Linked DNA regions of Homo sapiens: region 1 is linked to region 2. A link is a loop called in an ENCODE intact Hi-C map of the cell type or tissue named here. Cell type or tissue: IMR-90. All regions are shown on one strand. Links, peaks and the distances in the headings refer to the core of each region. The heading gives the core; the rest is flanking DNA.

Evidence for each region. A loop is a pair of places that touch in the nucleus more often than their neighbours do. Peaks named below come from ENCODE experiments on the same cell type or tissue, not always from the same donor. Only the 100,000 strongest peaks of a DNase experiment are listed, where the experiment ranks them.
Region 1: it touches region 2 in a loop (6-fold over the local background); 2 of 110 quality-filtered maps call a loop at or near these places.

Annotation. Positions count from the first base shown.
Region 1 is chr9:116,235,081-116,243,080 of GRCh38, forward strand. PAPPA (pappalysin 1) reads left to right here. Exons shown (of 22, transcript NM_002581.5): 7 at 59-557. Among named protein-coding and RNA genes, the nearest start is that of PAPPA, 85 kb to the left of the region's middle. In IMR-90, for the core only: no CTCF peak of the experiment used is centred there; DNase peaks (open chromatin) are centred at 3,401 and 3,911; H3K27ac peaks cover 1,647 bases.
Region 2 is chr9:115,667,133-115,680,388 of GRCh38, forward strand. LOC105376235 (a long non-coding RNA gene) reads left to right here. Exons shown (of 7, transcript XR_930270.3): 6 at 5,305-5,384; 7 at 5,513-5,696. Among named protein-coding and RNA genes, the nearest start is that of LINC00474, 250 kb to the right of the region's middle. RefSeq lists an enhancer at 4,949-6,148. In IMR-90, for the core only: no CTCF peak of the experiment used is centred there; DNase peaks (open chromatin) are centred at 5,699, 6,059 and 6,669; H3K4me3 peaks cover 347 bases; H3K27ac peaks cover 3,740 bases.

The DNA.
Region 1 (8,000 bases), core at 1-8,000, 570 kb after region 2:
TAAGGATGGGAATAAAGCTCTTTCCCCAAGAACTCATTCCCTCATCTCTTCTGCATAGGTCATCCTGATGTTGAACAGCCCTGTAAGTCCAGTGTCCGCACCTGGAGCCCAAATTCAGCTGTCAACCCACACACGGTTCCTCCAGCCTGCCCTGAGCCTCAAGGCTGCTACCTCGAGCTGGAGTTCCTCTACCCCTTGGTCCCTGAGTCTCTGACCATTTGGGTGACCTTTGTCTCCACTGACTGGGACTCTAGTGGAGCTGTCAATGACATCAAACTGTTGGCTGTCAGTGGGAAGAACATCTCCCTGGGTCCTCAGAATGTCTTCTGTGATGTCCCACTGACCATCAGACTCTGGGACGTGGGCGAGGAGGTGTATGGCATCCAAATCTACACGCTGGATGAGCACCTGGAGATCGATGCTGCCATGTTGACCTCCACTGCAGACACCCCACTCTGTCTACAGTGTAAGCCCCTGAAGTATAAGGTGGTCCGGGACCCTCCTCTCCAGATGGATGTGGCCTCCATCCTACATCTCAATAGGAAATTCGTAGACATGTAAGTGCATTCTCTGAATAGGGAGTTTATTAAGTGGGTGGGTTGTGGAGGAACGTGAGGTGGGTCAGAGAGGCCTGGACAGGGGGAAGGTTCATCACAGTCAAGACTCACTCTATGGATTGTAACCCATCATTGGGTGTAGATTTGTCTTAACATGGCAGAGTTGATATCATGGGAAGAGCAATAGGGAAGGAACCATTAGACCTGGATTTAGTGACAAATCTGATGTGTGACCTTAAGCCTCATAAGCCTTTCTTAATCTTAGTCATTCCAATAGTAAATGAAGGAGGTTGGATGAGAGTAGCAGTGAGAAAATCATTTATTACTAATGAAAGTAGAAGAACTGAAGTTTGCTAATGATTTTCTTTTTATATTAAATTGAAGACAATTTATGCATTTTGATTGCTTTTTCAGTGGGTGAATCGGGGGTGAAGTTATAGTAGATTGGGTGGGGGTTGGGCACAGTCCTAGGTATTTGCACAAAAATTGTGCTGGAAAGTGAATATCAACTTTAACAGCACTTGTTTTTGTCTTATTTCCTGAGGCAGAACAGTGGTTCAAACCCATTTGATCCTTAGGGCCTTTGCAGCTTTAGGTTTCCGTAACTCTTTCTGGATGCTCACTGCTCTTATGTGAAGTAGTACTTGTCTTTCATACTCACTTCCCGGCCAGGGAGGTGGCTCACTCCTGTAATCTCAGCACTTTGGGAGGCCGAGGCAGGCGGGTCACCTGAGGTCAGGAGTTTAAGACCAGCCTGGCTAACATGGTGAAACCCCGTCTCTACTAATAATACAAAAAAATTAGCTGGGTGTGGTGATGAACACCTGTAATCCCAGCTACTCAGGAGGCTGAGGCAGGAGAATCTCTTGAATCCAGGAGGCGGGGTTGCAGTGAACCGAGATCATGCCATTGCACTCCAGCCTCGGCCACAAGAGTGAAACTCCATCTCAAAAAAAAAAAAAAAAAAAATTACTCACTTCTCAAGCCACCTCTCTATTACTTCTTCCCCAAACATCCTCAGAATTTCTGTCTTAGGAGGAAGACCATCTTATAATGAAGCCATTAGTGCTTTTCCTGTGTACTAGAAAATGGGCTAAGGTCTTTGCATCTTTTACTCATTCCATCCTCTCCACAACCATAGCCCTATTATTCTTATTTTACAAAGAAGAAAACTGGGGCTTAGAGATGTGAAGTCACTTGTCCAAGATCACACAGTTAGGAAGCGGTGAAGGTAAGGATTGGAATTTCGTTCTGACTCCTAAGCCACTGCACTCAACTGGTGCTCAATTAAAGATGTGATTCCAACTTCTGTTTTAATCTACAAAAAGGATAGAGTCTTCGCCATCTAACTTGGGTGTCAATGGTTTCTATAGGCCTTTTGTGGCTCTTTATTTGGTTCTAAAATGATGTAAGACAATCTCTGCTCTGTCTACTTGAAAATATTCACTAAGCCAATCATTAATGGGAACCAAGTTCTAGAGGAAACTTTTAATCTTTTTAAAGGGCAGAACCACTTTCAAACACTTTACCAGCACTTCCTTTTACATACTAGCAATTAATGTGCACATCACAGGCAAACTCTTGCTAATTCATTGAATCAGAGATGAGGAACAGCTGTTTAAGAACTCAGAAAGAGCACTTGGTTTGTGTTTGAGAATGTACTTAAAATTTAAAGGATAGTCTTGCCTTAAAAATATTCCATAACCCTGTCTCTTCCATCTCCTCACTTGTCTAGAGTGGTAGAGTTCTATAAATATGCTTCCACTTAAACTTTCTTTATAAAACAATGGAGGGAAGAAATAATAGATGTTTTAAAATCTCAGTTTAAACTCAGCTTTCCTTTTTTTGCCTCGAGTTACGAGCCTATGAGAGCTGCCATGGGTTGATAAGTTTGAAATGGTGAAAATTAAACTGAATAAATGAAAGAACCCTTAGTGATTTAGCTTAGTTCTATTCTCAGCAAAATCTCAGCTAAATCACTAACTGGCTCTACCCTCTTAGGTGAGTCACTTGTCCTTTCTAGTCTTCCGATGCCTCAACTTTGCATGCAGGAGGTTGCACTGGATTAATTCTTCTCTCTCTCTTTTTTTTTTTTTCTTTCCAAGACAGTCTTGCACTCTTGCCCAGGTTGGAGTGCAGTGGTGTGATCTTGGCTCGCTGCAACCTCCACCCCCCAGGTATAAGCAATTCTCCTGCCTCAGCCTCCTGAGTAGCTGGGATTACAGGCACGCACCACCACGCTGGGCTAATTTTTGTGTTTTTAGTAGAGACGGGGTTTTGCCAGGTTGGCCAGGCTGGTCTGAGAACTCCTGACCTCATGATCTGCCTACCTCAGCCTCCCAAAGTGCTGGGATTACAGGCATGAGCCACTGCACCTGGCTAGTTCTTCTCAATTTGGATTGCACATTTAAAAACTGGGACATTTAAAAATTGCCTGGGTCTCACTTGTATCCCATCTCCACTCTCCCCCGAGATATTTATTTAATGGTTAAGAATAAGGCCTGACCATTAGAACTTTTAAAATCTCATAAGGTGATTATAATTTGCAACAAGTTTAAACAAGTTTAAAAACCAGTGCACTTAAACAAGTTCTCAAAGTGTGGCCCCAGACCAATGGCATCAGTATCACCTGGGAACTGAGAAAGGCCAGGCTCTCAGGCCCCAGTCCAGCCTAGTGAATCAGAAACTCTGAGTGCAGGGCCTCTCCAGGTAATTTGGATGCTAGTTAAAGTTTAATAGCCACTGCTCTAAATTATCTCCAAGGCCAGGAATCTCCAAATTCTCTTTCACTCATGCAACTACTTGCTCAACTCACAAATATGTAATGAGAACATTCTATATGCCAGATTCTGTACTGGAAACAGTATTAGGATGACTCAGACCAGTCCCTTTCTTGAAGGCACTCAAACTTAAGTGCTGAGCTCCTACCCACTTTGTAAAAGTGCCACGTACTGTGCCAAATCATCAGTAGTGAGGTCGACACTCTTATGCACAATTTGTTCTTTCATTCACTCTCCAAATATTTCTTTAGTCCCTACTATGTGTCAAGCACAAGGGCTAGACTGAGGCTTTCATCGGCCTTCCTCTTCGAATCTTTTGTGTTTCAAGGAGTTTATTGGAGATCTGGGCTGGGATGGGCTGGGCTTCCTGACCTGAATGTTCTCTGAGACTGAAAAAAGAGAAACACATCCTTCCAAATCAACCTACCATTTCAACTCCTTTATCTCTTGGTAATTTGAGTCCTGAACCCCACCACAAATACCTCTTTGTGTGTATATGTGTGTGTATGTGTATTTTGCTGCTTTCACATTTTTTCCATATCAAATAAATTGGCTCTTATACAAGTTCTATATAAAGACTGTTTTGGAGAAAAAGAGGAGAGGGAAAAAATGCTTTCTTTTTCTTTCCTGACTCAACCCATTACATGATTCCCTTTGACCTTTGTCTTCATTTTTTTTCTCTCAACAAAAATATTTATTCTTTCTGTTATCTACACTGGAGATAGTTTCCCAAGGTATGACAGTGATGAAGAGAGAGCCTTCTGTGCTTACCCCATGGAAACTTCTAGTAGACTGATTACTTTTGGCCAGGACCAGAAAGAAATGTGGAACATCTCCATCTCCCTTAAGTGGAAACCCCTCTATCGAATGAGAAATGACACTATCAGAAGAAAGGGTACCAGTGCCAACTCTGCTACAAACTCACCATATGACACAAAGACACACCGCATCACCTATTTGGACCTCAGTTTCCATATCTGTACAATGAGAGGCCAACACATTAAGCCCTTCTCTATGGGTAGACATAGAGAAGGTGTCTGGGGTAACAGGTGATTCACATACTTTTTTGTAGTAAAAGGAATTCAATAGGGATTATCTGTAAGAATCAGTACCCAGAGGAAACCTCACTGGCTCTGTATGCCCTACTGAAATGTGGACCACAATAATGACAACCATTTACTAAGTATTTCCTCTGCTTTAAGTGCCTTACAAACACTTCTGAGGTAGGTGAAAAAGCTTAAATTCAGAGAGTAATTAAACTAACCTCATACAGCTAGTAATGACATAGACAGGCCTCAAACTTAAGTCTAATTCCAAATTCCACCTTCCTAACCACTACCCATACTACTTCCTACTACAATAATGTAAAGGCAGAATTTTAGAGCTGAGAAATGCATCCAATCTGGCCAAAGCTCTAAATATAGCAAGGGGAAGACAGGCTTACAAGTCAGAGGCCACTAGTCCACAATCAGTCCCTGTGGCCCACCCTTGATGTCTTGGTGTCCAATAACACAAATTACACAGACAGTTCTTTATGCTTCTGGCTGGGAAGAAATAGCAGGGAAGCATCTTTTTCTCCACTTGGCTGTCAAGTGCTTCTACACTGAGCACTGTGCTCCTTGGCCTATATGGAATCTTCAGATTTCTCCAAGAAGTAAATACTCTGGACAAAACTGAGAAAGCAAAGTATAAAGCAAACCAGGAACAGTGAACAGTAGCTCACTCTCATCTACTTATTGGTCTGTCTCATTCATCCATCACTTCATGCAACAAATATTCACTGGGTATCTATTAGGTGCTATGCACTATTTTAAGAAATGGTGATCCAGTGGTGCTGAAAACTCAAGGTGCTCACAGTCTATGGGAAAAGAGAGGGACAGGCAAGCAGTGTCATTGCAGTATAATAATATTCTGATGGAAGAAACAGAAACACAGAGTCAGAGGTTTCTAACCCAAACTTGGATGAATTGAAGTCTAAACTTAGAACTAGAATATAAACTCCCCGAGGGCTAGATTTTTTTCCTGTTTTTCTCCTGGTGCATTCCAAGCACGTAGAACAATTATAGACACAAGGTAAGCACTGAGAAAATGTTCTTTAAATGGTTCTGGAATGAAGAATGAGAAGGAATTTAGCATTTGAAGAGAAATGGAGAAGCCAAAATGTAGTAAGCTTGTACTATGTGTCAAGCACTAACTAGGGACTTTACATAGATAATCTCATTTGATCTAATCATCCCAACAACCCCACAATGTAGGTGGTCCTATCCCCAGATTATATATAGGGACTGGAAACTCAGAGAAGGAATGTGGATTATAGTTTACAGCTATCAAGGGGCAAAGCTGGGGTCTGTAAGTAGATCTGTCAACTCCAAAGCTAATGCTCTTGATCATTCATTCTCTGATTGAACAAGTATGTTTGTTTATGCCTCTGTCTTCTTAGGATCCTCAGTTGAGAGCTAGAAATATTCTTAAAAGTCATCTCTCTCAACTGGCTTATTTGTGTATCCCAATTTAGTCATCTATTAATTCTTCTCTCACATTCAGACCTGTAAAGCTTCCAACACAATCTATATCTATTTTATCTCACCTCCTTGGCATTCTCAATATAATTCTTTGGGGAAATGAATAGACATAAGGAAAGGAGATGTTTATATGATCTGGGTGGACATTCTTGTGAGTCCAAATTTTACAAATCAGATCCAAATTTTTGCCTCTGAACTCCAAATGCTTTGAATACCCATCAATTAGAAACTTTAGTGCATTCATTAATTCACTTGCTCAGCAAGTATTTGTTGACTTCCAACATGAGCTTAACTACTTTCTAACCTCTAGGGATTCAATAATGAATACAGCAAGAAAAACTTTTTGTTTCATTGATTATTATCCTGTAGTTGGGAGAGATAAAAGAAGCATGTTATTATATAATATCCCAGTTGGAAAAGATTTAGTGATTTTTAGATAGGTGGTCAGGAAAGTCCTCTCTGATGAGATGACATTTGAACAGAAACCAGAAGTGTCCCCCAGTAACTTATAATGAAAGCTAGCTGAGCTGCCATCCCTGGGATCCCAGCCTGTTTGGAATATGAATTTCTTATAACATGATCCTTAGTCCTTGATCACAGTTTGTGTTGTATTATATTTAACAGTGCTTGTGGTTTTTCCTTCACCTGGTTCATATTCTTAAGTACAAAATTTATGACACTTAAATGACACAATAGGGGCTCCATGGATACTTGTTGATCATGTGAAGAATAAGTCAGCAGTAGCACAAAGTGGGCTCTAAGAAGATGCGTCTCTTGCTTTCAGATCTTAGTTATAACATTGATATGTAATGTCATATTAAGCCTCAGAGGATTTGGAAAGTTTACCCCAAATCAGGGTCAGGTGAAGGCACAGGTGGCTCTTACATGCTGTTTCTATGGCTCTTGAGCTGAGTCACCACTTTCTTTCTTCCTTTTTTTTTCCTAAGCCTCATTTCTTTTTATAGCTCTTTCCGTTTCTCACCTTGTCATCCATCCTTTGTTCTTGTATGTATTAATTTATTCATTCATTCATCCATCAACTAGTGAAAATCTAATATAATCCATGTTAAGTAATACTTGTCCCATTTAACAAATATTTATTAAATATCTATTCTGTGCTACGAATGCAGCCCTGATTAATACAGACATGATCTCTGGCCTCATGAGCACATGGTTCTAAATGAAAAATATTATACTGCAGCATGAAAAGTGTTATGGTGTGAGGAGCACGGGGGGCAGGGGGGCTGTGAGAAAACATGGGAAGGGTGTCTAACTGAGCTTGAATAGGTAAGGAGGGCTTCTTGGAAGAAGTGACATGTAAGCTGAGACTTGAAGGATGCATAACAGCTGATCATTGAAGAAGTTCACCACAGTTCAAATGGTTGAAACTAAGTGGATGTTCAGCCAAGATTGATAAATGAATGAAAGAATAAATGAAGGGAGGAAGGAACAAGCATACTGCATGTCAGAAGGGCATACTCAACCACAGATCAAATGTACAGCTTTGAGATGGAAATTGTATTAATTTGGGATATCTATCTACTTCAATTCTTAGATATACTTCAATCTTTTTAGCTGCTGTACAGTATCCCACAGTATGAATGTGCTGCAGGTAATTTAGCCATACCCTTAATGGTGGGCATTTAGGTCACTTCACACATTTTTCTGCTGCAAGCAAATGTTGCAGTGAGCATTCTCGTACAAACATCCTTGCAGGCACATACATGCAAGCATTTTGCTAGGGTGAATACTGAGAAATTGCCGGTGATAAGCTATGGGCCTTTTTCATTTTAATGGACACAACTATGACATTCTGGGCAGGTGAACTAGCTTCCACCCCACTAGCAGTGTGTGCCAAGACCTGCTATTTTGTATCATGACTGCTTATTATTTGGCATAATGAAAGTGTTTTTTCTTTGCACTTTTTTACCCACTTTGATGGGAAAAATATGACTTCTCATTGACATTTCTGTTATGTGCTCTTAAGTAAGCATCTACTCAAATACATTTACTGGATAATTGCATTTCCTGTTCTATGACTTGTCTATTCATATCCTTAAGATGGGCCTCATCTTTAATCTCCTTCACACCTCTATTTCTCATTCGTTAAATTGGGATTTCAATGTCAGCCCTATTGCATG
Region 2 (13,256 bases), core at 2,903-10,902:
AACTGAAACTTTGGGGACAGCTCGTATCTTCTCAGACTTTCTACTAATTCTTGGTTTGCTCCTATCCTTCTCTGTTGCCTCTATCACCAGATTTCTCAGCTTTTCAACGTTCTAAGTCCTGGCACTGTCTTTGAGAAATGTCCAGGCTTGCCTTCTTGGGCAGATAAAGGCTGTAGGCAGGAACACAAGGACTATCTGAAGAGCCACAAAACTATGCATGCAACCAAGGCTGGCTATACAATTTGTGAGGCTCCTTGTTTAACAAACATAAAAAGTGCCACGAACTATATTAAAATATAATATTTTCCTTCTTCACCAGTCTCCTCCCGAGTTGTCATATTGTTTGCTATTGTCAAGAGACAAAATTACAATAAATTTAAAGACCTTAGTTGGGTTTCTTTTGCAATTCCAGATTTGGACAGCACCTCATTTTATCAAATAGTATGAGTGTTCTGATGAGTTGAGCAGAGGAAGTTCACTTAATAGACAGAAAAGGGCTGAGGAAAGCAGAAACAGAATAAAAAGTGGGTTGGTTGTTTCAAAGTTATTTTTCTTGTAAAAGTTAAAGCAAATGTGACTTTCTTCTCAGGGTAAAACTGGCCTGTTTGGGGATTTAGCTATTATTTCTCTCACTTCTGACTTCTTGAAAAGTCAGATAAACAACTTAGTTTTGGCTTGGTGGTGTGGAACTTCCACATAAGTAACTCCACTTTGGTTCTGTCTGTTTGGCCGAGTGCAGGAGCTCAGTCCAAACCCATGCCCTCCTATAAACTTTATTTAACACTATTCAATGTCACCCTCTAACAGGAAGATACTCATTGCATGTGAGCAGACCCTCCCAGGTGACCAAGGTCTGTCCCATAATCTGCTGTGTGCATCTTGCTGCCTGGTTCTCTTTCCCATCAACCTCCACACTGGAGTGGAATGCCCTAACTGGGAGCACAGAATTCAGTCTTTTCTTTCCAGAGTTCATTGCTCCAACCCACTGGGATAGGAAACCACTAAAGAATTTCAGTCCTAATACTGGGACTAACCCGTGGCAGGGCATGTTGCTGCCGTACACTCCTAGAGACACCACAGGGCATGCACATCTGATCCTGATCTGCCCACCCTGCACCATGAGCAGACCCCAACTGGAGATGGATGATGACAGTGAACATAGGCTTCTCACCCCTGATGACACTACCAGGGTCCTCACAATCCTGGCTGGAGGGCAGCAACAGTCACAGAGCAGGGGCTTGGAGGGGATGGCTGGCTGGAATCCCAGGTACTAAGTACCAGGGACCTGGAGCAGGTGGCTGAAAACCTATCCAGGGGAGGTGAGAAGGCAGCAGGCTGTAGGGTCCATAGGACTAAGACTCCAAGTCCTGAAACATGCTCCATTGTCCTATCAGATTTCACTTCCACAATACAAGTTCAAACAAAAAATTAAGGATTTCAAGAAAGTGACTGTGGAGCTTTAAGCCCAAAGTACGGTGCCTTTCCAAGTGTTGGTCCTGTGTGGCTGCACTTATCTCATGCTTGTGGAGCCAGGCCTGTGTGCAACATAAGAATATGTTGGGTAACTTACCTCTTCTGGAATGTGTGATTGACTCATCTTCCTTTCCAGACTGAAGAATTTGTTTCTTCAGGATAAGTTTTCAGAAGCCCTTTTCTATGTTTCCTCACATGTGGAGTTCTTGCTAGGCTTTGTAAAGGGCTCAGCTATTTTCCAAAATGGGAATTGAAAAATGAACACTTGTGCATAGCTCACTGAGGGGCATCGAAAGGATTATGTGAGTCCTGAAAGGCACTGAAATAGCTTATTCCAACTGTAAGTATCCTGTGAGCTGTGTCTTCCTCATCTCTGTGTGAGCTGTTTTCCTCTAGACAAGCAGCTCGGTACTCTAAAATAAGCCACATTTCTTTTTATAGCAAAATTACTCTAGTATCAGCTTCAGCCAGCCTACTTGCCAAAAAATGGTGCTCCACCCCACCTATGTCTCTTGATCCTGTAGGGGATTTTCCAAGTTCCACTTTAGCACATGTAGACAGAGCCATTTCTTTATTTATTTCCTGCCATCTGCCTCTTGGTTGTGGTATCATCTAACTTCGTTGGTTGCCATTGGTCCTCACCAGATTGCCACTCCAGTGGGCACAGTGTCCTCAGTAGACTGGGATCATTCTTACCTCCTGACTTGACCAAGGGTGAGGGGACACTCCTAAGAAGCTGGGGATAATGAAATTGATACACAACACAGAGAGTAACTTATAATTGCCACTGGAAGTGGCTTCATTCAGAATCCACAGGTCAAATGCAATGCCATGGTTCCTTACCTACTCATACCTGACTAGCTCTCAGTCTTCCTTTAAAAGCAGGTATCAGTTCCCAATGCCATCCCACCCCCATTCACCTCCCCCAACAATTGCATGGGGTTTTCCAAGCATCTGCCTTTTACTTGACACTTGACATTAGTCTTATGTAATGTCCCCATAGAAAAGTGGAAACTTGGCTGGGAGCAATGGCTCATGCCTGTAATCCCAACAGTTTGGGAGGCCAAGACGAGCAGATCACGAGGTCAGGAGATGGAGACCATCCTGGCTAACACGGTGAAACCCGGTCTCTACTAAAAAATACAAAAAAAAAAAAAAAAAAAAATAGCCAGGCGTGGTGGCATGTGCCTGTAGTCCCAGCTACTCGGGAGGCTGAGGCAGGAGAATTGCTTAAACCCAGGAGGCAGAGGTGGCAGTGAGCCAAGATTGCACCACTGCACTCTAGCCTGGGCGACAAAGCGAGACTCTGTCTCAGAAAAAGATAAAAAAATTAAAATAAATAAATAAATAAAAGTGGAAACCTTTTGTTCTCTTTCTTTTTTTCTCTCTCTTTCTTTTCTTTTCTTTTTTTGAGACAGAATTTTGCTCTATTGCCCAGGCTGGAGGTCGGTGCCATGATCTCAGCTCACTGCCACCTCTGCCTCCCAGGTTCAAGCGATTCTCCTGCCTTGGCCTCCCAAATAGCTGGGATTACAGGCATGCACCACCATGCCCAGCTAATTTTCTTGTATTTTTAGTAGAGACGGGGTTTTGCCATGTTGACCAGTCTGGTCTTGAACTCCTGGCCTCAAGGGGTCCACCCACCTTGGCCTCCCATAGTGCTGGGATTACAAGTGTGAGCCACCGCGCCTGGCCTTGTTCTCCCTTTCTAAAGCCATTTTGCCCCAGGCCTCATCTTCTGCAACAGGATTACAAAATTTCCTGTGTAATTGATGACAGAGAATATACATTTGCTTCACCTTACACTTATTCACCTTAACCTTAACCTTACACTTACCCACTTACACTTATTATGGCCCCTTGATCCAGAGTATACAAGGTGTTCTTCCTTGTTTGGTACATGTCTATGCTTTGGTAAATAATACCAAGTAAGGGTATTCAGTCTGTGTTCTTTCCAATGCTGAGTTCTGTTCATTCCTTTTTTTCTTTTTTTAACAAGCTTTTCACCAGAGTGAGATGATGAACATATCCAATCAACAAACCCCTGCTGACAATTCCTTTCCATCTACTCTCCTTTTGTATGCAGCTGCTGATAACTCCACAAGAACACCCTATGATTTATAGCCCTGGGCAAGTCAAAATCCAAATTTAGGAAAAATATTGTTTTCCAGGGAAGCAATTTTCTGAAGTATGAGTTGTTTTTTTAAAAACACAAAAAACAACCAATTGATATCACTGAACAGAAAACTTCTCTAAATCTGCAGAATTTACCTTAGATCCTGTCATTCACCTTAGATATTCCTGCATAACTAGGGTGGATTTAGGTGGGTTAGATTTTTAGATTTAGCCCTAAAAGGTACTATAAAGTGCTTTCCTAAAAATAAAAGGGGCCTTTGGATCCACTCTGAAGCTATTGATTGTGGACCTGACCAGGTTTCCTGTGTATCATGGTGAGATTGGCAGCCAGGTACAGTACTGAACTAGATAGATAAAGAAGATGCCAGTTCCCATAGAGTTTCTGAGATAGGTGACCATGGACAACAAAGATGTAAGCAACTGAACAAGATCATTGCAAATAATGATAAATGCACAGGAAACAAAAAGCACCATAGTCAGAAAGTGACTAGGCTGGCAGTCGTTATATTGGGTGGTGACAGAAGCTTCTCTGAGGTCAAGACATTTGAGCTGAGACCTGAGAAGGAGGCAATGATCTGGGATCAGAGCTTTTCAGGAAAAGGAAACAGCCAGTGAAATGCTCCAAGATAGTAGTAACATTCTCTTGAAGTACAGCAAGAATGCCAGTGTACTTATAGTAGACTAAACCATTGGAGAGAGCAATTAGCTTGAAGACAGAGGCCAGATGACATAAGGCATGAGTGGCCATGCTAAGGAGTTTGAAATCTAGGCGGTTAGAGGGGTTAGCAGGAAATTGTATGGCATTTTTTTTTTTTTTAAGACGGAGTCTCACTATGTCACCAGGCTGGAGTGCAGTGGTGCGACCACTGCAATCTCCGCCTCCGGGATTCAAGTGATTCTCCTACCTCAGCTTCTTGAAGAAATGGTATGGTATCTTTAAGAGACCTGTTTGCTGTAGGATAGATGATAATACTGGAGACAGAGAAAGCAGTTGGAAACTTTCATGTAAGCAGTGACAGAAGGCCTTGCATCAGAGTGACAGCAGTAGAGATGGGCAGGGGAGGAGAGATTTCAAGATATTTTCTTCAGGCAGAGGAAATAGGACTCTCTGATAGGCTGGATGTGGAAGGAGTAAAGAAAATAATTGGCAGGGTACAGTGGTTCATGCCTATAGTCCCAATACTTTGGGCAGCTGAGACAGTAAGATTGCTTGAGCGCAGGACTTTGAGTCCAACCTGGGCAACAGAGGGAGACCCCTCTATCTAAAAAAAAAAAAAAAAAAAAAAAAGGCTGGGCTAGCCATGTGTGGTGATGGTGCATGCCTGTGGTCCTAGCTACTTGGGAGACTGAGGTGGGAGGATCACTTGGGCCCAGGAATTTGAGACTGCAGTGAGCCATGGTCGTGCCACTGCACTCCAACCTGGGCAAGAGAGCAAGACTCTGTCTCAAAAAAAGAAAAAAATAAAAGAATCAACAAAGACTCCTAGGCTTTTGTTTTGAGCAATTGGATGGGTATCATATAATAGCATCTTCTGAGACAAAGACTGGAGTAGAAAGGAATTTTGGATATACAATGAATAACTATCTTCTAAGGTGAGTTCCAACTCACTTCTAAGGAATCAAACTGTTCACACCCAACCAACACTTCCACTTTTACAAACAAACAACATGATTTTAACTTTCTGTCTCCACTAGGTACTCGACTGTGGTTCAATCTCCAGACCTAGAACAGGAATAGAAGCAAAGGGATTTTCAATATAAATATTAGTTGAATGGTATGAAGTAAAACAAACTTATACTGGTAATAGCTTTGGAATTTACAAAGCATTTTCCCATGCATTATGTCTTCTCCTCCTCATATTAACCCTGCAAACGAAATAACATTATTACCCGTACTTTACAGAAGAGGACACTGAAGCCAAAGGAGAAAATTAACTAGCTCAGTCTTGCATGACCCCTGTGAATGGACTGATCTTGAAACCCAGGTAACCTTACTCCCTGGTCCCAGCCTTTGTTAATGGGGACACAATCCTGGAAATTTTGCCTGTGTGTAAACCTCTAGGGGCTTTTTCTTTCATCGTTTTACATCAGCCAGACTCTGACTCACAGCTGGAGAATCAGCTTCCTTATTATGTAGCGAATTCCATGAACACACACCAAGAGTTGTTTTCTGTAACAGGCTGAAGTAGCTTCTTCTCCCAGTCTCTTTCTCCCATCAAAATTAGAATATCTTTCCTTGGAAAACTGTGCCCAGGTTGAGGGGGACTTCTCCCTGGTTTTGTGTAGACTCTTTGATATGCTCCAAACTCAACGCCTTTCCTTCAATCCCTGGGGCCTTAGGAACAGCCAACCCACATGTGGTGGGAAGTGAGGCGAGGGGGAAAGAGGAATGTGAGGGAGACACAAACACAGCACAATGTTTTCTTTCTGAGAAACTTCATCAAGGCTCCGATTCCAGTGACCTCACCTTCAAGCAATGCCAGCTCCTTTGCTTTAAATCAAAGTTGACATGTGGTGGTGGTTCACATATTTGGAGTCTAATGAGCCTGCAGCTTCTAATGCTGCAAAGGAAATCCTGAGAGTAATATCTGCCCTCTGAGATCAGAGGTGGTCAATAACCTTAATGTATGTCAGCTTCCACACTTTACTCCAGAATTCTTAAGGAAGGTACACATGAAAGGTTGGGCTGTCTATGTAGTGAGCAGCATTCAAATTGGGACACTTACCGCAACCCGCCAGTATACATTCTGTAGTCTAATTTCAAGAAAATGAAACTGAATTATACAAACAGGCTCTCAATTGATCTTCCTACTTTTATTCTTGTCTCGTAATCTTATGTTTTTTTCTCAAAGCACTGAATGTCCTTTCCCGGCTCAAATTCTTCTAGTCCTTACTTGTCACAAATAGAATATAATCGATGTGCCTTTTGATGTCCTACAAAGCCATGCATGATCTGACACCTGGCTATATCTATGAACTTTATTATCACTGCTTCCAACACTCATTCTCACACAAGCTATCTTAGCATCCTTCCTATTCCTAGAGCATGTAACCCGCTGTGACTCATGGTCATTGGCTCTGGTCTTCCCTCTGTAACTGAGGAAAAGGCTCTTACCCAAGAATCTCATGATTCCTTCAATTCCTTCATAATATTCAAGTTTTTGCTCAAATATTACATCTTTAAAGAGTCCTAGCTCCACCATGGTGGAAGTTTCTTCTCCAAGATTTAGTAGTGCCATGATGGTTAATTTTATGTGTCAACTTGACTGGGCCATATGGTGCCCAAATATTTACACAAACATTATTCTGTTTCTGTGAGGATGTTTTGGAATGAGATTACATTTAAATTGGTAGGCTGAGTAAAGAATATTGATTGCCCTTGCTAATGTAGGTGGGCCTCATCTAATCAATGGAAGGTCCAAGTAGAACAAAAAGGCTAAGTAACAGAGAAGTCTTTCTTCCTAATGACCTTTGAACTGGGACATTTGCTCTTTTTAGGTCTCAAGCCTGACAGTCCAGACAGGAACTAAACCGTCAGCTCTCCTCAGTCTCCACTCCAGCTTCCTGACTCACCCTGTAGATCCTGGGACTTTCAAGTACCCATAATCACATGAGCCAATTCCTTATAATAAATATATCTCTTTCTTTCTTTCTTTCTTTCTTCCTTTTTCTTTCTTTCTTTCTTTCTCTTTCTTTCCTTCCTTCCCTCCTTCTTTCTTTCTTTCCTTTCTTTCCTCTCTCTCTCTCTCTCCGTATGTATATAGAGGCAACCAACTTCAGATAAAATATTTGAAACAAAGAATATCTGCACTGAACATGTACTGACTTTGTCTTTTCTTATTACTCCCTAAATAATAAAGTATAACAACTATTTACATAGTATTTACATTGCATTAGGTATTATAAGTAATTTAGAGATGATTTAAAGCATACATGAGAACATGTGTAGGTTGTATACAGATACCACACCATTTTATATAAGGGACTTGAGCATTACTGGGATTTGGTATACTCGAGGATGGAGGGGTCCTAGAATCAACCCCCAACAGATACCAAGAGATGATAATTATTGGTTCTGCTTCTCTAGAGAATTCTGACAAATAGAAATTTTGGCACTGAGAGTGGTTCTAGAGGAATATTTGTTTTCTATTAACAATATTGTGGCCGGGGATCCCAGCACTTTGGGAGGCCGAGACAGGTGGATCACCTGAGGTCAGGAGTTCAAGACCAGCCTGGCCAACATGGCAAAACTCCATCTCTACTAAAAATACAAAAAATTAGCTAGACATGGTGGCGGGTGCCTATAATCCCAGCTACTCAGGAGGTTGAGCCAGGAGAATTGCTTGAACCTGGGAGGCAGAGGTTGCAGTGAGCCGAGATCACACCACTGTACTCCAGCCTGGGTGACAGGTAAATAAATTTAAAAAGTAAAAATAAAAAAATAAAAACATGTATTTTAACAGTTTATTACTCTTTCTAATGCCATAGCCAAAAGACATGACATACTCATCTCACATGTCATAGTCAGTGGCATGCTGGGGGAGGAGTGTGATGCTGATCTGCTTCAGATAGTCATTTAGGGACCCAAGGCCCTTCCATCTAGTGGTTCAATAATCTTCTAGAAGTCCCTTTCTATAAACTCAATATATGTATTATATTCTTTCTTTTTTATACTTACTGTGCATATTTATTATAAGGCATACAACATGATGTTATGGGATATGCATAGATAGTAAAAAAAAAATGCCCTTTCTTTTTCGGTTGTTGTTTTTGTAGCAAGAGCAGCTAAAATCTATTCATTTAGCCTGATACCATATGCAGTACAATTTTATTATCCATAGTTCTCATCCTACACATTAGATCTGTATACTTGTTCATCCTACATATCTGCTTCTTCATATCCTTTGACTTGCACCTCCCTCTTCCCCCACCACCTCACCTGGTAACCACTGTTTGGTTCTCTGTCTCTGTATATTTAAACAATTTTTTAAAATGTCACATATAAGTGAGATAATGTGAAAAATTTCTTTCTGTGTCTGGTTTATTTCACCTAGCATAATGTTCTCCAAGCTCAACCGTGTTGTGGCAAAGTGCAAGCTCTCATTATTTCAAGCTGAGTAACAGTCCATTGTATGCATGTAGTACAGTTTCTTTATCCATTTGCCAGTCAACAGGAACTTAGGTTGTTTTTATATCTTAGTTATTGTGAATAATGATACAATGAACATGGGAGTACATATATCTTTATGAGATTGTAATTTCATTTCCTTTGGGTATATACCCAGAAAAGATATTGCTGAGTCATATGAGAATTCTATTTTTCGTTTATTTAGAAACTTCTATATTGTTTTCCACATTGGCGACACCAGTCTACATTTCCACTGACAGCATTACGAGAGTTCTTTTTCTTCACAATGTCTCTAACATTTATTATCTTTTGACTTTTTGTCAATAGCCTTCTTAATGGGTATGAGGTGATATTCCATAGTGGTTTTGATTTGTATTTTCTTGATGGTTAATGATGTTAAGCACCTTTTTATATACCTGTTGTCCATTTTTAAGTCTTCTTTGGAGAAATGTCTATTCAGGTTTTTTGTCTGTATTTTAATTGGGTTATGTTTTTCCCACTATTGAGTTGTATGAATTCTTCATAAATACAGTATATTAACCCCTTGTCAGATATATGGTTTGCAAATTTTTTTCAATTTTTAGACTGCCATCTTATGTTTATTGTTTAAGAGAAACAGAATTTTAAGATGAGTTTTCTGAATGGGTTGTGGGGTTTATGAAATCTGCTCTCTAATCTGATTAGATTTAAATATGCTAATGATTCTATTTTCAGTGGTAGAAAAAGTACTGATGGTCTGTGGCATGGTCTGACAGTACAGATACACAAAATCTCACCATTGCATACTACTGATCAATGGCATATAAGAATCTTGGAAGGATCTGCATGATTATATATGATACTTTTAAACACTTCTGTCTGACTAACAAGTATAATGAGATTGGCTGGTTGCTCCTAATGTTGCTTAATTAAGTAGGAAAAGAAAAAGATGAACTCAAGGATTCAATGTCCCAATTCAAGTGCTACGTAAATGACTTGATAGCTTCTATATGAGCCCTGAAGGAGACTGCTATCTCCTGTAGCTCAGGGCTGAGGTTGTGGAAAACCAAATCTTTATCATGCAACTGGCTGAATTACAATACAAGTTTGAACTGCCAACCTCACAGGTTGCCTTCTGTTAAAATGTGGACATTGATTGCAAAGGAAGTAATGGGGTTCCTGAAAGATGAAATGGAGATATGTGGGAAGATCCTGATGAAGGTTAAGACATTGAGCCCCTAAATTCTGCATCATTTTTGCCAGTGGAAGCAGACTTTCCAGACATAGTGGAAGCATCTTTTCTATCCCCATTTGAGGGGATTTACTATGTATTGCCTGAAGAAACTCTAATGGCTTCTCCTGAGAGAGTTATCTTGTAAGATTAATGGTTCTCCTCAGGACCCATCCCCATGATCCCTCTTTGCTTTTAGACTTATAGCTAAAGTCCAGAAGGTGCCTAAAGGTGAAGTATACATCCTCATGAGTAAAACAAGGAGGTGCACTATATTCCAAAAGAACTACTTTGTGCTTTCTAATTTATACAGACAAAAATCCAGGGAACATGTGTGGGAACAGATACTAATGGTGTGGGATAATGGTGAAAGGAACATAAAGTTGGATCAAGTTAAATTATTCATATAAGCTCACTAAGCAGTGATTCTTAACCAATGTTGCAGCTCAGGGAGTTAAAAGGGGTTCTAATAGTTTGTTTTGTTGGTTGGCTGAAACAGGGACCAAAAGGTGACCAATAATTAGCAAGTCAGAAATACGTACTTGCTTTGGTTTAATGTGGAGAAAGGAATTTAAAAGCTTAGGGGGATTAGTATGTATATTAGCCAGGGTTCTCTAGAGGGACAGAAGTAATGCAATATACATATGTATTCTATATATATATGGGAGTTTATTAAGTATTAACTCGCACAATCACAAAGTTCCACAATAGGCCTTCTGCAGGCTGAGGAGAGCCAGTCTGAGTTCCAAAACTGAAGAACCTGGAGTCCAATGTTCAAGGGCTGGAAGCATCCAGCATGGGAGAAAGATGTAGATTAGGAGGCTAGGCCAGTCTCTCTTTTCACGTTTCTACCTGCTTTATAATCTAACCATGATGGCAGCTGATTATATTGTGCCCACCCAGATTAAGGGTAGGTCTGCCTTTCCCAGCCCATTAACTCAAATGTTAATCTCCTTTGGTAACAGCCTCACAGACACACCAGGATCAAAAATTTGTATCCTTAAATCTAATCAAGTTGACACTCAGTATTAACCATCACAGTATGTTAGGGTGGATTTGTCATTTAAGACAAACTCATCTACCCTGGGAGTTTAGAACTCACAACTTGAATCATGACTGTGAGAAATAAATGTGTGAGGTGGTCAGACAGCTACCTGGTCACAAATTAATTACATTGGACTGCTTCTATCATGGAAAAGGCAGTATTTTGTTCTCACTGCAATAGACAAAATCTGCATATGAATCTGCTGTCCCTGCATACAATGCTTCTGCCAAAAATACCGTCCATGGAGTTACAGGGTCCCTTATCTACTGTCTTGGTATTTTACACAACATTGCTTCCGATCAATGAACTCAACTCACTGCAAAATAAGTGCAGCAATGAGGCCATGCTCACAGAATTTACTGGTCTTATGTTCCCCACCATCTAGAAGCTGCTGGCTTGACAGAGTTGTGGAATGGCCTGTTGAAGACTCAGTTGCAGTGCCAGCTAAATGAAAATACCTTGCAGGCCTGGGGCAAAGTTCTACAGAAGGCTCTATATGCTCTGAATCAGCATCTAATAAATGATGTTATTTCTCCAACAGTTAGATTTCACAGGTCCAGGAATCAAGTGGTGGAAATGAGAGTGGCTCATCTCACCATTATCCCTAGTGACCCACTAGCAAAATTTTGTTTCCTGTCACCACAATCTTATCCTCTGCTATATTCTGCTGGCCTGGCGGTCTTAGTTCCAGAGGGAGGAATGCTTCCATGAGAAGACACAACAGTGATTAAATTGAAGTGGAAGTTAAGACTGCTTAACTTCCACTTTGGGCTCCTCATGCCTCTGAATTGATATGCAAAGAGAGTTACTGTGTTGAATTGGGTGATTGATCCTGACTCCTAAAGGGAAATTGGACTACTAGTCTACTCTGGAGGTAAGGAAGCATATGTCTGGAATACAGGAGATCCCTTAGGGGGTTTGGGTATTTTCATGTCCTGTGATTAAAGTCAATGGAAAATTATAGCCACCCAATTAAGGAAGGACTACTAATAAACCAGACCCTTCAGGAATGAAGATTTGGTCACCCTATCAGGTAGTTAACCATGACCAGCTGAGGTGCTTGCTGAATGCAGAAAGAATGCATAATACATAGAATAAGGTCATTATAAATGCCACCTAGGACCATGTGACCCCTACAGCAACAAGGATTGTAATTGTCATGAGTATGTCCTCCTTTGTCTGGTTATGAATATGTTTGTGTATACATGTTAAGCAAATATCTTTGTTTTCTTCCCTGCCTTAGCTCCTTATCATGTAACATAAGATTATTTGCTTTATATCATAGTATTTAAATATTTTAAACTTTACATCACAGTATTTATCTTACAATATATCAAGAAGAGTAAACATCATTCATGTACTTTATCTCCTTTTCTGGAGAAGGAATTAGTGTGTTTTCAGTTGCACACAGGATAGTTGTATTATGTTATGTGGCATATGGCCCTGTTATTGTTTTTATTTGAAGATGAAGTATGGTTTAGGGAGATGTGTATCTGCACTAAGCTGGCAAAGGGTGAACATGTGAAAGTTAATATTATGTGTCTTTTTAAAAATTTTATTATTTTTTTTTTTGAGACAGGGTCTCACTCTGCTGCCCATGCTGGAGTGCAGCATTGCCATCACAGGTTGCTGCAGCCTTAACCACCTGGGCTCAAGTGATTCTCCCACCTCAGCCTCCCAGATGGGACTGCAGGTGTGCACCACCATGCCCAGCTAATTATTTCTTTTTCTTCTCCTTCTCCTTCCTCTTCCTCTCCTTCTCCTCCTCCTCTTCCTCTCCTTCCCCTTCTCGTCTCTTTCCTCCTCCTCCTCCTCCTTCTCCTCCTCCTCCCCTTCCTCCTCCTCCTCCTTCTTCTTCTAGACAGGGTCTCTCTATGTTGCCCAGGCTGGTCTTGAACTTCTAAACTCCAGCTATTGTCCTGCGTCAGCCTCTAAAACTGCTTGGAATACAGGCATGAGCCACCATGCTCCAGCTATGTGTTTTTCAGATGAAATTAACATTTAAATTAGTAAACTAAGCAAAGCAGGTCGCTCTCTCTAATGTGGTTGGGCTTTATCTAAGTAGATAAAGATTAACATAGGACAAAAAAGCTGACTCTCCTCAAGTAGAAAGAATTCTTCCTGCCTGATTGTCTTTGAACTTGGACATCTGCTTTTTTTCTGGCCTTTGGACTTAACCTAAAACATAGGACTTCTCTGGGTCTTGAAGCTGCCAGCCTTTGAATTAGAACTACAACATAGGCTCTCCTGGTTCTCAGGCCTTT